Regions from separate parts of the Mus musculus genome. Here region 2 is linked to region 1. A link is a loop called in an ENCODE intact Hi-C map of the cell type or tissue named here. Cell type or tissue: left cerebral cortex. All regions are shown on one strand.

Region 1 (8,000 bases):
ACTGTTATACACTGTAAAGGGAGGATATGGTAAGGGTGTCTGGCAAACACACTGGTGCTCTGAAGACCATTCACCATATTCTCCTACCTTCTTGCTGCTGTTCACTGACGTAGTACATACTCTTGAGTTTTCCTTTTCTTCTAAGCAAAATCCAGCCATGTCTCCCATTGGCCAAAAATTTACCAACACTTCTTAGCCTGCCAAATGTTCAGGCACCAATTTAAGCATTCTCAAATTTGGAAATTTCAATGCACATATCCAGCCTTATGTCTTATCATGATGCATGTACATCTAATCAACAGGGTGAGCTACTGATGCTGAGAAAAGCTGGGTCCAAGACACAACTTACATTTAAGAACTCTTTGAGTGTCTTCTTGTTACTGAGTCCTTCACCACAGGGTTAGTCAAATAATCCAGGAACTCAGCTCCAGGAAATCAATGCCACCCCTGCTCTCTCTAGGTGGAAGCCCTTTTTGAGGAGGACAGTTATTTTCATTCTAGCCTTTCTAAAATTATGTTTCATATAAAGAACTCAACTCTAATCGATGTGGTTTAAGTCAGTTCAAGTCACCTCAGTATCATTTTAGCCATTTCAATTGCCATCTGCCAGACACATGCTACTTGGCACAGTAGCATACTTGGAAGAAAAATAGATTATGAATAAAAATTAATTAATTAATAGGCTAACAGAGGTGACCCTTTTGAGAAATACAGATAGCTGAGTACTGACATGCAAGTGAGCAAGGCCTTTACAGAATAAGATAGGTGGATTCTATTTGGTTTTGGGAGCAAAGTTTAGAAGACTTAGAGATACTGATTTTAGAGATGAACCAGTCAACAGAGTAGAATTTTGTCAAAAATGTATAGATTGGGGTTAGCCACAGCAATTTTCAGAATTACTTTCTGCTGAGATGAACACAGGCTACTTATTAGTTAGTGGGCTATAAGTGGAGCTCCTGAAGACCTTAGTTTTCCCTGAAGACTTCTGAGGTTATCAACAGGGCAGCATCTAAAAAAAATATAGTTAAAGAAATGTTTGAAGACTGAACATGGCTGGTAGACTCGCTACTTTACATTTCAAAATGATCTCCCGAATCTCAAAATTCAAAGCCCTGGTTGATCTTCACCCCAGCGAAGAGTCCCCCTTTCTCTGAACTTGCACTGCTATGAATTCTCTTCACACTGATGTTTTCCTTATTGCTTCTTCCAGCATTTGTCTTTCTCTCAGAGACCTGGCCCAGTCATCCCTTTATTGCCTAGTTCATACACTCAGCTTCAGACACTGTTATTGTTCTCCATCAGCTCGTGCTCTCTCGACCAATTGAACTCCAAATGAGTGAAGAAATTACCTTCTCTGAGTTAAGGTTGCAGACAATGCTTTTAACACATGCCAGCATTTACATGGCCAGATTCTGGATATATACACATACACATACATATAACATATAACACAACATATAACATATACATATACATATATCAGTGTGTGTGTGTGCATGTGCTTGTGCATGTGTGTAATAATTTGTGGGAATTCAAGTTTCAGATATCCAATTTTAAAGAATATATATATATATATATATATATATATCACTAACAATTATTATTATTTTTAATTTTAGCTTTTAAAAATACATTCCTAGGGACTGAAGATATTATGGTTCATTGGTTAAGAATGTATACTGCTCTTGCAGAAGACCAGAGTTTGGTTGTCAGCACCTACAGTAAGTGGCGTACCTGTGTAATTCTAGATCCCAGGATTCAGCCCTCCTGGCTTCTATGGGTGCCTACACAGGTACATATCCAGACACACAAATTAAATCTTTAAGAAGACAACAAAAATAAAATTGCTTTCTCTACTATTTCCATCTCCTGTTTCAATTAGGACATCAGTAAATTGCTTCACCTGTATATTATGTGTCTTTAGGTATTTCTAATCGCTTTAAAACTCATTTTGCTTTAAGCAGTTTGAAAATAACATGCTTAGCCATATTTCTTAATTTTCTTTATCTCATTTGATAACCAATGGGCTCTTTAAATGTCTGTTTCTATGTTTGGAAGTTTGAATCAATTGAAAATACAAACTTTTTTCTCTACCCAAATTTTCCTCTTGGTCTCTGTCTCTGCTGTGTGTGTGTGTGTGTGTGTGTGTGTGTGTGTGTGTGTCTGTTTGTGTGTATGTGTGTGTGTATGCCATATGCACATGTAACTGAGGTTGCAAATGTGTGTTTATGCTCATGAGCACAAAAGCTAGAGGTTGATATCAGGTGTCTTCTTCAATTATTTTCTCTCTCTCTTTTTTTTTAAAGAAGGAGTCCATTACTGAACCTATCCTCACAGCCTATCGAACTCCAAGTGTGCACTTCTCACCTGTCTCCATCTCACCACAGCTAGGAGTGCAGTTGCTCCTGAGTTTCTACACAGGCGCTTAGGACCTGAAGCTAGGCCATCATGCTTGGGTGACAAACACTTTAGCAGCTGAGTCATTTACCCTTATTCCCTCTCTTTCTCTATACAGTAATTATTAATCAATTCATATTTATTGCTTTTACACAGGTCCCTAAATCAATTCATTTTTATTTCCATTTTGGTAAACTTTTTTTTTTTTCTGAATTAGGTGCTTCAGATTTCTTCTTCTTGTGCTATACCACTGGTGAGATCCAGGAAAAAAACAAAACAACAACAACAACATGCTTAATAAAGGTGGTAAGATTAGGGAATCCGTGTTCCCAAAGTTAGGAATAAGCAAAGTAATTTATTATTAAATATAATTGAGGATTTTCATAGATTCTCTCATTAGTTTGAGATTGTTCTGTGAGTACCCGTACACACAGAAGTCAGAGAAATTGGATTGCCTGGGGCTGACTTCTAGGAAGATTTTAGCCATCTGACTTGGGAGCTGGGAAATAAAATTAGATCCCTACAAGAGCAGTCTGAACCCTTAACTTCTTAAGCCAAACTCTTAGGTTCCTAGAGTAATTTTTTAAGGGTTCAAACCTAAAAGGGAAATTAGTAAAATACTAGATGTCTCTCTGGACATTAGCCACAATTTGATTATCATCTTACCACCCACCTCATCCACTCATTTTAACCGTCCTCATGATAGTCTCTAAGTCTCCTGTGGCATCATTAGGGATCAGCCTGCTAGCTCATGCAGTCAATTTACTTATTTGAAAAACATTTTGAAATTCTACAGCAATGTACATTTTAATGGATAAATAGTGAAGTATGCTCTTGGATTGATGCATCAGAAATTTTCTTCCAAGGATCACACAAGCATTGGTAAAGAAATAAATTGTGTTGTCAGGAAGAACACAGAGGTTGTTTTCCTTGGTTTATAAGAATGATTTTTTTTCTTTTTTTGAGATAGGGTTTCTCTGTGTAGTCCTGGCTGTAATGAATTCTGTGTTTAAAAATAACAGCACAGTCTGCCTGAGCATCATTTTTCCTCATCTTTTCTCCTCAGATGTGGACCTTTCCGAGGTTTGTTACTCTAGTAGTTTTCCCTTTTCAAATATCCATGCCTGTGATATTTTTCAGATAAATCCCCCAAAACACAATGTGTGTTGGACTTTAATTAAGGCGGATAACAAAATATTCCTTTTAAATCGATGCTTCAGAAAAGTGCATATCCTGAAAATGTATGTGTATTTATATACCCTTGAAGAACTTCCAACATGTACTCTGTAGGAGACAATCATAGCAATGGGAAGAAAAAGAACATTTACAAATGAGATTTCTTTAAAAACTTCCATGCTATTCTAGTTTCTTTTTCTGTTGTGAAATAATATTCTGAGCCAATGTCACTTAGGGAAGAAAGACTTTATTTTTCTTATACTTTCAGGTTATAATCTATCATTTAAGAAAGTCAGTGTAGAAATAAAGGCAGAAATCATGGGGGAGCTACTTGCTGGCCCACTCTGTCATATGCTCTCTTGCTCCCTCACAAACTCATGCTTACCTAGCATTTCTATCAAGACCAGGACCACCTGCCAAGGGAATGGCACTGCCCACAGTGGGCTGGGTCTTTTACATCAATGAACAGTCAAGACAACAACCCCTCATTGGCATGGCCACAGATACACCTCTTTCTGCAATCCTTCAAGTGAGGCTTCTCCCTTCAAATGATTCTACGCTCTATTAACCAAACCATGGAAGATCACCAGGATATAAGATGTAAGATGAGCACATTTTTTTTTTGACAAGTGGTTTTCTGAACTCACACTTGAAGTAACCAGTAGACATGTTCCCATTTGCAATATGACTTTATGTTAAACTGAAGTCAACATCCTGGCCGCCTCATCCTGTTTGACTGAACAACCACAGTAGTTTTCTCTATTTATGTTCATATATTAGTAAATACTGCCTTGGGGTGGGTTTAAGAACAATGGATTTATAATAGAAAGGTCTTCTATCCATAATTTTTAGGTTTGCCACTTTGCATTGCTACATGGCAGAACCTTCTTACTCCAGGACTCAAAGTCATGTCTGATGATGTAGAGGAAAACCAGCAGGTAAAATTTTACCAGTGATAGTGATGGTGGCAGGCACAGTTGTAAAAGAACTTTAAGCTTTATTTCAGTCAAGTTTTATAAGAAATTGGTATGACATTGTAATAGTACTACTAAAAATAATACAGTCTTATATAAAAATTTTGAAAATATGTAAAAGTCTCCAAAATTAAAACTCCATAGGCATCAAGAACATTCAAAGTTTGGTGAGTTTTACCATGTGTTCTTCCAAGTCTCTGCAGATACTCACAAATCAGCAGGTTACCTGTAGATTACTAAAGGTCACCTTTGCTAGTCCTGGAATGAGACCAGATCTTCCATTCCACAAAGTAGTTTCTAAAACTCTTTTTTCCTTATCCAAAATGGGGATCTTCTATAAAAATAAATATAAGCAAGCAATAATAATTAATGAAAAATATAAGGGGTCCTGAATTTGAAGGAGTGCCAGGAGACATGGATGACAAAGTTTGGAGAGAAGGACAGGAAGAGATAAATGTAATTATATTAAAATCTCAAAAATAAAATGATAAAAAAGAATTCTCCTTGATATGAAAGTGAGTAAAAAACTTACTTTTTAGCAGAAAATTGAGGGAAACTGGATTCAGGGTATCCTCCTCAAGAAATGATCGCTTTAGCCTATGTCATCATTAACTGCCATTTGTCCTAGACTTTATCTGAGGATTTTCTATAAAATTGTCAGGTGGTTGTGGATATAGAGGATATGCAGTGCTGAAGGTAAAGTAGGGTTGAGTCCTCTTTTACTTCACAACATGTGTTTCCTGCTTTCTCAGAAATACAGGGAAACTGAGGTATCAAGTTTATTGATTTATGTATTAGGATAAAAAGGGAGGTGATAATATCTGGGATGCATAAACATTGGTCTATATAACAAGCATCTCTTCTGTCCTTTGGAAGCCTACTGTTGCTTTTAGACAATTGGGAGTGACGTCTGAAGACTTCTTGTCAACTATTCAGTATAGTGTGATCTAGTAGCACTCCATACTGATACCACTGCTCACCAGTGGAGGCAATTATTATTCAACTGCTGTGTGTGACCTCTTGGCTATTAGCCCCTTAATTACTCTCCCCAAATAAGAACACATGAACACACACACACACACACACACACACATGCAAACACTGTTCTACATCATTACAAGGGTCTTAGGGTCTTAGAGTCACAGTGTCTGTGGTAGCCCTGGTGCTCTGTGAGGATAGGATGGCATGCTTTTAACTCTCTGTGATACAGGATATCAAGTTCATTTCATTCTGCAGTGTCACAAGCCAACCATATGAAAATTGTTGCCACCTCCTTTCCTCTGACCGAATCTTCTGGCTACAGGATAGACAGGCCTCCTATCACGCTAATGAGGAAGGTTTGTTTTGGGCTGATTTCATACTCGTTCTCTCAAAGTTCCCTTGATGCTAAGTCCTACTTAACAGTTTACTTTTTCTTCTTTCTAAAAAAAAAAAATGATAGTGCTTTTCCTGCATAGACATGGGTGAGAATATTTAAAATTTTACGGTTTCCTTTTCGTAAAACTACAAACTGTCTTTCTTGACTCATTTTCTCTGTGAATATGTATGTGGTGCCAAAAATTATATTTAAGCGACTTGCTTATTGAAGTAGTACTGCAATTTTCATGCTTTTAACTCGAAGGCGTTTTGAGTTGGTGTAAAGGGCTTAAAAGCCCTGGCAATGCTTTCTCCTCCACAGTCTTGCTCTCAGTTGCTGCCTCAGATTTTGAAATTCACCTTCCTTCTGATGTGGAGAGGAAAAGAGGCTGGGTCCACTGCCTCTGACTTATGCTTGAATTGAGAAAGGAGGTGGGATAATTTGTGCCTTTTCTTCTCTCTTAAAGATAACTGCTATTTTCACTACAGAAAGGGGGAAAGGTTTTACTGAACATTTTTATGTTGAAGCAAAAGAGTTTAGCCTCCTTTCTCAATTGAAAGGTCTAATTAGATTCTCCTTTATTGCAAAATCTAGGCTTCACGGTGTATACCCATCAAAGCAGGGACGGCGTTTAAAGGGGAAGCCGCTCACTGTTTAAATAGAAGAGTCTTAACTATCTAGCCAGGAAATGAAAATCCAAGGAACATGTAAGCTAGGAATTTTCTAATCAGTTTGCAAAGCAACCATCACACTTGTCCCCACTCAATAAAAATCTCCATTCTGGTGGAGGAAATGGTGATAAAGAGAGACAAACTATGCAGAAAAGATCTCACAGAAATCTTTGAATTTCAAACGGAAGCAAGCCAGAAGCAGAAAGAATCTCACACATTTTCCCTCATATGGAATGTATGAATATATATGTATATATATATATATATATATATATATATATATATACATATATATATATACATATGTGAGCATATATATATATATAATATATATAATCTCATATATGCATGCTTTTAGTCTATCAAACTGAAAAGATAATATGAGATGGGAGAAAATGGTCAGGAGGGAGGGGAAGGGCAAACTTATCAGATGAGGATAATTGAACACTTGTGTCATGAATACTGAAAGTGGAAATATTTGGGAGGATTTAAGAGATCAATGAAAGGTGAAAGAGGTGGGGGAAGGAAGTATAGTTCAGTGAATAAGGAAAATGATATGCAGGAGGAGCTATTTGAGGGGGTGCTGGGAGGAGGGGAGCCGCAATTTGGATGTAAGGTGAATACATAAATTAATACAAATGCAAATCAAAAGTATAAAAATATGCTTGTGCATGTGAAAATGAAATCCATTATTGATGTTATGACCAAAAATTGACTTTAAAAATCTCTCTAAAAAAACTCACAGTTTATTACCAGATGTAAATATTGGAAGGTCATGTTTCTCTCTCTCTCTCTCTCTCTCTCTCTCTCTCTCTCTCTCTCTCTCTCTCTCTCTCTCTCTCTCTCTCTCTCTCTCTCTCTCTGATGTGTGTTTGTGCATGTTCACCTGAGTGGCCGTGTGCTTGCACATGTGTATGTGTGGTAATGTCAGAGATCAAGACTAGGTGTCTCTCTTGATGGCTTTCTACCTTACATGCTGAGATAAAGTCTCCTAGTGGACCCAGAACTCCTGTACTTGTTTCTTCCCACTCAGTGTAAGGATTATGGGCTCTCGCTGATGTGCCTGAGCTTCTGTGGGTGCCTGAGGCAGGAGCTCAGGTTTTCTTGCTTGAATGATTTACTAACTGCACTGCCTGCAACACCAGACTTCAAAGCCTTGAGCCTCTTGTCACCTGGGACTTTGTTGATACAGGTGACAGCCCTATCCTCACTTCATTCATTTCAATTCCATGAGTTAACATAGTCGCCTGTCAGCAGGTCAAACTCCAGGGAAAAATAATTTCTCGGTTATGAGGTCTCGAATCTGGAAGGGCTGTTTACTTGAGCATCAGTTTCCCTACGGAGATCTTGAATCCTTCAAGTTAGAAAGTTTGAAAATTCACTTTTCATGTTGTTTTTGGTCTCACATTTTACAGTCTTATGCTT
Region 2 (8,000 bases), 220 kb before region 1:
CCAGAAACTTGTTATATGTGCAAGGCTATATTAGCAATAAAGGGTGCCAAGGAAAGAAGAATTTGTATCCTGCTGAGCTACCTACAAATCATGCAAAGAGTCCCAGGTTTCATGTTTTCATGAGCTGTCACCCCATGCTGGGTGCATAGCTGACTTTGAGTCATCCTTGGTCCTGTAGGTAATCTCTCACACACACTCTTGGGACTGACCCTAATGAAATCATTGGTTCACCAAGTTGGACTTTTATGCTATCATTACCTTGCTCTGTCATCAATACTTTATCTGGACTGAGTAAATACTCATTTGCATCTCCCTCAAAATAGTGTCACATGAAAGGGGCAACCAATCCTGTCTCCTTAAGCGTCTACATCTCAAATAATGGCCCTCATCCTGAAAGTACTCCCCCCCCCCTTTAAACTTGGGTTTCTAGTTTGAATTTACTAATCTTTTTCTCTCTGGGGAAATTATATTTTCTAAAAATACTGACTAGTTTTCTGCCATTTGCTGCTGTGTAGCTACTCAACATTTCACATTACTAGTGCCTTTGGGTGATAAGCTCTTAGGAACAAGAGCTACTCTTTATTTTTGCAGAAGGTGCCCTACTTTTGTGCACTGAATATAGAACTCTTGCAAAACTGTATTCTAGAAACAGGAACTCAGGATAGAAATAACCCCATCCTTCTCAGGAGAGCGTGACTGTGGTAGTGAGTTTGGAAGGATATAAAATTAGATTGTTGCTAAGGAGAGCTCAACTACATTTCCTATTTAATCTTTGACTTTTCCCATGACCTGTGGGGAAAAACATTCCCACCCTGCATACCGAAGGGCACATTGATTCATTCTGCTGATTATTCAGTGCAAAATTTTATTGCTTAAACAGCTATGACAGAGAATGGATCTCTTCTTACTCATTAACATGAATATTCACCAGAATTCAGCTATGAATGTCACCAACAGGATGCAAAATTTTCATCTCATAGTCCACATGACCTGCCTGTGACTCAAATATTCATTTAAAATGTTCTGAAATTCAGTTTGAAACTTTTTTGGACTTATTCAAAATACATCATACAAGTTCCAAAAGTGTATTTGATATCATCTACATTAGCAACTACTCAATAGAAATTCATGAACAAGAATTTAATGACAGATCATAAGAACGTCACAAAGTCCTTTGATATCTCATTGGCATGTGTAGAAAAAATTGCATATCAAGTCATGTGTATTGTCACTTCAACACATGCTAATTTCTAGCTTTAATGAAATACTATGACCAAAGCATCTCACAGAAAAGACAATTCATTATGGACTTGGTGTTCCAGGAGATTAAAACAAAGATATCAGAGCAGAGGCAGTAAGTGACAAGTGATGCTGAGGGCTCAAATCTTGAACCACAAACAAGAAACAGAGAGACCTCATTTGACATGGCATGAATGTTTTGAAAGCTCAAAACCAACCTTGGTAATGTAATTCCTCTATCAAGCCCACACCATTAAGCCTATCCAAACATCCACCAATTGGGAACCATATCAAATGTCCTAGATTTATGGTTCTCATCTCATTAAAACCATCACACTATCCTTCTTGCCTTTGTAGTTTTTCATTTGTTTTCATTGTTTAACCTTTCCACCCCATTTTTTGAAGGTCTTCTTTCTTTTCCTTTGGTATATTGTGCATATGTGGATGTGTGGGTAGAGATGGAATGCACTGGAGAGGAGGGGCCAGAGGAGAAGGTTGAGTGTCTTCCTCTGTTGCTTTCTATTCATTCTTTTCAGACAGTCCCTCAGTGAAATGAAGGTTCAGAGCTGGCTAGACCGGAAGATGCTGGATATGCCTTGCCTCTGGCCCTTGGTGCTGGGATTATAGGTGTGTTCAGACATGTCTGAGCTTTTATATTATGCACATTATAAATATTTTCCTTATGAATGCATAGTTCTCATACTCACTGAACTAACCTATCTTCTCAGATCCTCCCACTATTTGAAACTTGGGGTGTTTTACAGCACTCAGATTGTTAGTGCTTCTGTTTATATTTGAATTCTCTTATATGGCTATGTAATTATAAATGCATATAACACATGAAACATAGTCCATAAGCACAGTCATACAGAAGACTATCAGTATCTATCTATGCTTCTATCTATTTGTTTATTTTTACCTTGTATCCAAGAAAACATTGAAGTTGGCTCTTTGGTATATAGTCCTCACTGGAATCTCAGAGGCAATTGAACTATTTGACACTAACTGCTTTGGAACGATAAATAACTTCAGGATAGGTGTTTGAGTTGGGTTTGTAAGCCATGAATATTTCTAAGTTTAATGTGTTGAATTCCTGTCTAGACCTTCATATTATTAGCATTTCCATCACAGATCAGCCAGAAAGGACAACAGGAAAAACCTCCAACTGAAGTCCTCGTGCAGCCTCAACAGTGAAGGGCCAGATTTCAGGATGGCAGGTCCTTGTGTAGCCCAAAATGCATTCTTCCTCAATTAGAAACCTTCCTTTTTCAGGAATAAGAGTCATATTTGAGAAGTCAGTATTTGAGACTGCATATTTGTCCCAAAATGCAAAGCTCACTGAGAGAGCCATTATTTTTTATTCTGAAGAGAATCGTAACCATGCTTTAGAAATTGGATAAAACCATCTACGGGTCTTCATTACATTTTTGCCAAATCTGCCCCAGGTTATCTAATGCCCAGGAGTCATGACCTCAGAAGCACTTGCCAAGCACTGGCTTCTGAATCACTTTTTGTCACTTCTTATTTGATTGAGTACCTATGCTCATGAACATACATGAAAGAGCTGTCAGCAATGATCATCCCACTCCATCCAGGCATACTAGACTCATCTTATAACCCAAACAACCTACACACTATCCAGTGACAGGTTATTGAATGTAATACAGCAATTTCTCCATCATTCATTGGAACTGAGAGAAATCTAGAGGAAGTGACTTCCAGTAGAACAGATTTTGTGGAAGCCGAATATACCTTTCAAAGTATATAGTTCACAATGTACCCTGGATTAGAAACAGCAAGCAATTGACTTTGGATGATCATTGCAACACTAATTACGAAGGATTTAAAGATGTTCACATCACACTGGTCCAAATTTAAAACAGTTTCTCCCTCTTGCTGATGAGCCCCAGCTGTGGTAGTAAAGAGCTTGGGATTTGTAGTTACATTATAGTATTTGGCAAAGACACTTTTTAGTGTCTAGGCAAAAAAAAAAAAAAAAAAAAAATCTGCTGTGTTGGAGATTCGTCCTCTTTCCTTTTAGTTTGTCTTCTTTGATATCAGAAAGATCATGTTCATCTTCCCAGCTCTTCATTGCAGTACTGATGGCAAAGGCCATACCTACAGCAGTGCTTTACGAGAATTTCCAGAACTTTAACAAAATGCTTCAGACAAGTAACATAAAAGGAGAAAAGATTTCCTGCCCAAAACAATAGATGGGATTGCTATTGTCTCTGGCTGCCTACTACAACCTGGAGGTAAGATCTTATTGCTAATGGCTTCACACACACTGGGCACTAGACATGGAGGAATCAAGCTGCCTAGAAGCCTCCTGTGTAAGGACTAGCTCTAAGATAAGCTTCCAAAGGAGAAAGTATACAATTTTCTTACCGAGCTGTCACACCTACAAACCAAAACATTGTTCATCATGGCAAAATATTCCCAATTATGCAATAGTGGCACTTATGTCACTTAGACTAAAACCTAATCAGTAGGAGGAAATTCATGTCTGGTACCTTAAACTTGGCAATTACCAGAGTCTGGAGGGTCATGAAACCTATAAGAGAAACTCTATCTCCATGTTCCTAAGCCAGTATAAATCCTAAGTGCATAGTAAATATTTATTTTTATCTGCACAGAGAAGTATAGTTTACACCTCTCACCAAAGAAGCTTCTTGCTGTTGCTGCTGCTGCTGTTGCTGTTGCTGTTGCTGCTGTTGCTGCTGTTGCTGCTGCTGCTGTTGCTGTTGCTGTTGCTGCTGTTGCTGCTGCTGCTGCTGTTGCTGTTGCTGCTGCTGCTGCTGTTGCTGTTGCTGTTGCTGCTGTTGCTGCTGTTGCTGCTGCTGCTGTTGCTGTTGCTGTTGCTGCTGTTGCTGCTGCTGCTGCTGTTGCTGTTGCTGCTGCTGCTGCTGCTGTTGCTGTTGCTGCTGTTGCTGCTGTTGCTGCTGCTGCTGCTGTTGCTGTTGCTGCTGTTGCTGCTGTTGCCTTTGTTGTTGTTGTTGTTCTTCTTCTTCTTCTTCCTCTTCTTCTTCTTCTTCTTCTTCTTCTTCTTCTTCTTCTTCTTCTTCTTCTTCTTCTTCTTCTTCTTCTTCTTCTTCCGAAGTTCATAACTTACAGAAATATACAGTTCTCTGATAGAGAACTGCAGAGAACAAATGGCTGAAGGTACCCAACCTGACGTGGTATATCTTCAATACAACTAAAACATTTGAGAAGAGGTGGGAAAATTATTGCCCATGGGACTAGGAGCTCTGCTTCGAGGTAGCACTAGTGTCTTTTATATAGGACAGGGCATTTTCATTCATGAAGTCACAAAAGTTTGGTCCCATAAAACAAAACCTACTCAATGGCACTACTAGTTAACAACATTCCAGCGTGGGTGGAAGAAATCTCATAAGGCTCCAAACCTTTGTACAATATATATATTTACTCAATACTACTGAGAGACACAGAGAGAGAGATAGAGAGAGAGAGACAAAGAGACAGAGAGACAAAGAGACAGAGAGAGACAAAGAGAGATATTAATCTTTTTCAGGGATGAACTTTCTGATAGGTCATTCATTTCCAACTTGTTAGCTCTAGATACATACAGATAGAACAACACTAAATTGATTATGTATACATATATATTTACATATACATATATATACACACATATGTGTGTGTATGTATGAATGTATGTATATATGTTTGATTGGATGGCGGGCCATGAGAGATACTGGAGAGGAAAAGGGAGGAGATAATGATGCAAATATAGTATATTCATGTATAAAATTATCAAATATTGTTAAAAACAGACACGAGTTTTGACTGCTGTCTCAGGTAGCCTACAATCAGCATGTCCTGCATTTGGTAAACTGGAGATTATCTCACACACATCACAAAATTATGTGTCCAGAGACTTCAATGGTAAAACTACAACATGAGTAGCTTATAGTATGCAGTATGCAGCAAGCACTGGTTCCTCTTCTGATCTTATGAGAGAATAGAACTCTTGACAAAGCAGCCTTTTGGGCACCCCTCCTTATAAAACTCTAGAGATGGTGAGGCTTCACATAGCAATAGCTATAGGATCTCACACCCATGCTCATCAAAGCCAAAGAGGCATCTACTATGGTACTGACCTAGCAGTACAACTAAGAACCCTGACCTGTATATTCCTTCTCCTATTTGAACTGATGAGAAAATACATAAACAAGCTGGATAGGCAGTCATCCCCGCATATGTAACCTATCATAGACATCTACTGTGGAACTCATGTCAGTTATCTGTCTATTTCCTATCAAAATAGTTGCCTAGAGAAACGAAGCAATGTACTGACTGGCTGTCCTCCCTTCATGCTTAATGAGTAATAATGCTTATCATTTAATTCTCTGTAAGTGGCCAAATCTTGTCCAGCCTTCCTGTGTCCATTCCTCCCTTGAGAAAGCAAACAGAAGGAATGGAATTGTGAGACCAAATTTGAACCAGGCTGGTTTAAACTTAAAGTGGCCTAAAACATTTGACTGTAGATACTTCAGTTGCCTTGGCCAATTTTCATAATGGCTCAAAATTCTACTCTGCTACTCCCCCACCCAAGGAGAAATTGTTTACACACCGACCTCAGCAAATCAGGGTTTCAGAGGGAAAAGAAGTCCAGACTGTTTCTTGAGTATGCTAGTCTGATAGTTGCTAATTTGCATTTGAGTCATCCTGTCTCTGATGGCTTTGCTGACATTTCTACTGTCTGCAACAGATAGATTTATGGTGTGGCCAGTTCTGCTATAACACTTGTTTTGAAAACATAGTTGATGTATTAGGGAACAGCTTGGACATAAATCCTGTTTCCTTTAGCTTATGCTCAATTTCCTGGGCCAGAAAGTCTGGGAACATACCGATGACTATCTATTGCATATTCCAGTTCTGGAGGAACATGTGAAAAAACCCCAGACATGCACACATCCCAAGAACATTCTCAGTGCCTCAGTGTACCCCACATGCTACCCCATTGTCTACCCATCTCTGAGCAATTCCAATAAAACCCATGTGGTAACCTCCCTAAAGCTCACTTGCACAGACTTTCACATACTCTGACACCTCCCAAAACTCACCTTTCACATGCTTTGACTCTTGCACAATCACTTCTACAGTTTAGCTCATCTCCTGCTACCTGCTCTAAACCAAGTTCTGCAGGCCAGTTCACCTGATGTCATCCTCTCAAAGTTCACTTCTGAAGAGGCTACGTCCCCTGTGAGCTCACTTTCACAGCAGATAGGTCCCAATACTTGTTTGAGGTGACTTTTTTTTATTGCAATGTGTGGGATACACCAGGTTCTGTTCTTTTTAATGTATGTATCATGGATGAAATGTTTCTTGTGCCCAAACCTCACATTTCTCATTTATGCTGAGGTACTTGCATAGCATGGCAATTGGAGCAACTCAGTGTCTTGCTGCAGCAGAGCTGTTTAGACTACGAAAGGATGTAAAATTGTTCTGATCCATCTCTTGTAGCTTTTAATCACCACCCATGTCTTCATGTAGACATTTGACTTGAAGGTGCCTCCTACTCATCCATGTCTTCTTTCAACATCCCTATTGCAAATTGCAGGCACTAAATTTGGATTGTCTAATGCTCAGGGGCCAAGAAAGACATTGGCAGGAATTCTTCATTTTGCATTGTAACCAATCCCATTTGGCTAATTCAGTCATGTCACAATATCATGCTCCAAATCTTCTATGGGACAGGATAAAGCCCCCAATATTTGGACTTTCCTTATCTGTGCAAGTCTTCCCTCTGAGGGCAAGATAAGGGCATTGAACTCTAAAGAGCCCTTTGCCTCAGTTTCCCACTCCATATGCCTCAAATTAGAGTTCACACCTGACTCAGTTGGAATTGTGAAGGCTTTCACTAGCTCTGTTCACGGAAATTGCTAAAAGAAGATGAAGCAAATGTCTCTGATGGTGAGCTGCTGTGCCTGCCATCTCTCAAGTGTTTCTTACATTTCTTCCTCAGGCTTTCCTCAGGTTCTCCTTTTTGACTCACTTCTTGAGGTTCAGGCTGAAGATCTGTCTCATTATGCTCTCTCAATGAACAGAATTCTTGGTTTGCTTTTGTTTTAGACAGGGCATTATGTGTCTCAGGTTTACCTGGAATTCACAATATAACAGGATGATTTTGAATTTCTCATCCCTCTGTGTCTACCTCCTAAATGCTGGGATTGTAAGCATGGATCACCACATTTAGTTTATGCAGTGCTGGGGTGAAACCCTTAGCCTCATATATGCCAGACTAAAATATCTGTCACTATAGCTTTGGAAATATCATGTCTCAAGTCAAAATTTCCTTGGAGAACTAAAGTCCAAACATCTACATCAGTAATGGACCGGTCTACTTGGCTGTGAAATGCCCATCTTAAACTAACCATCTCCAAAGCCAGAATCGGCTTGAACTGGCTGGTTTTGTTTGCCAACTTAATAAAAACTGGAGTTATCACAGAGAAAGGATCCTTCCTTGAGGAAATGCCTCCATGAGATCCAGCTGTAAGGCATTTTCTCAATTAGTGATCAAGTGGGGAGAGCGCAGCCATTGTGCGTGGTGCCATCCCTGGGTTGGTAGACCTGGTGTCTTAGTTAGGATTTTACTGCTGTGAACAGACATCATGATCAAGGCAACTCTTATAAGGAATACATTTAATTGGGGCTGGCTTACAGATTCAGAGGTTCAGTCTGTTATCATCGAAGTGGGAACACGGCATCATCCAGTCAGGCATGTTGCAGGAGGAGCT

What was found. Peaks named below come from ENCODE experiments on the same cell type or tissue, not always from the same donor. Only the 100,000 strongest peaks of a DNase experiment are listed, where the experiment ranks them.
Region 2: a loop joins it to region 1, with 3 times the contacts of the local background. A loop is called at or near these places in 2 of 42 quality-filtered maps.

What each region holds. Positions count from the first base shown.
Region 1 is chr13:25,893,881-25,901,880 of GRCm38, forward strand. No RefSeq gene overlaps it. Among named protein-coding and RNA genes, the nearest start is that of Gm11351, 68 kb to the right of the region's middle. In left cerebral cortex, no CTCF peak of the experiment used is centred here; DNase peaks (open chromatin) are centred at 3,547, 5,890, 6,195 and 6,576; H3K4me3 peaks cover 333 bases.
Region 2 is chr13:25,677,783-25,685,782 of GRCm38, forward strand. It overlaps the pseudogene Gm11350. Among named protein-coding and RNA genes, the nearest start is that of Gm11351, 280 kb to the right of the region's middle. In left cerebral cortex, no CTCF peak of the experiment used is centred here; a DNase peak (open chromatin) is centred at 702; H3K27ac peaks cover 1,714 bases.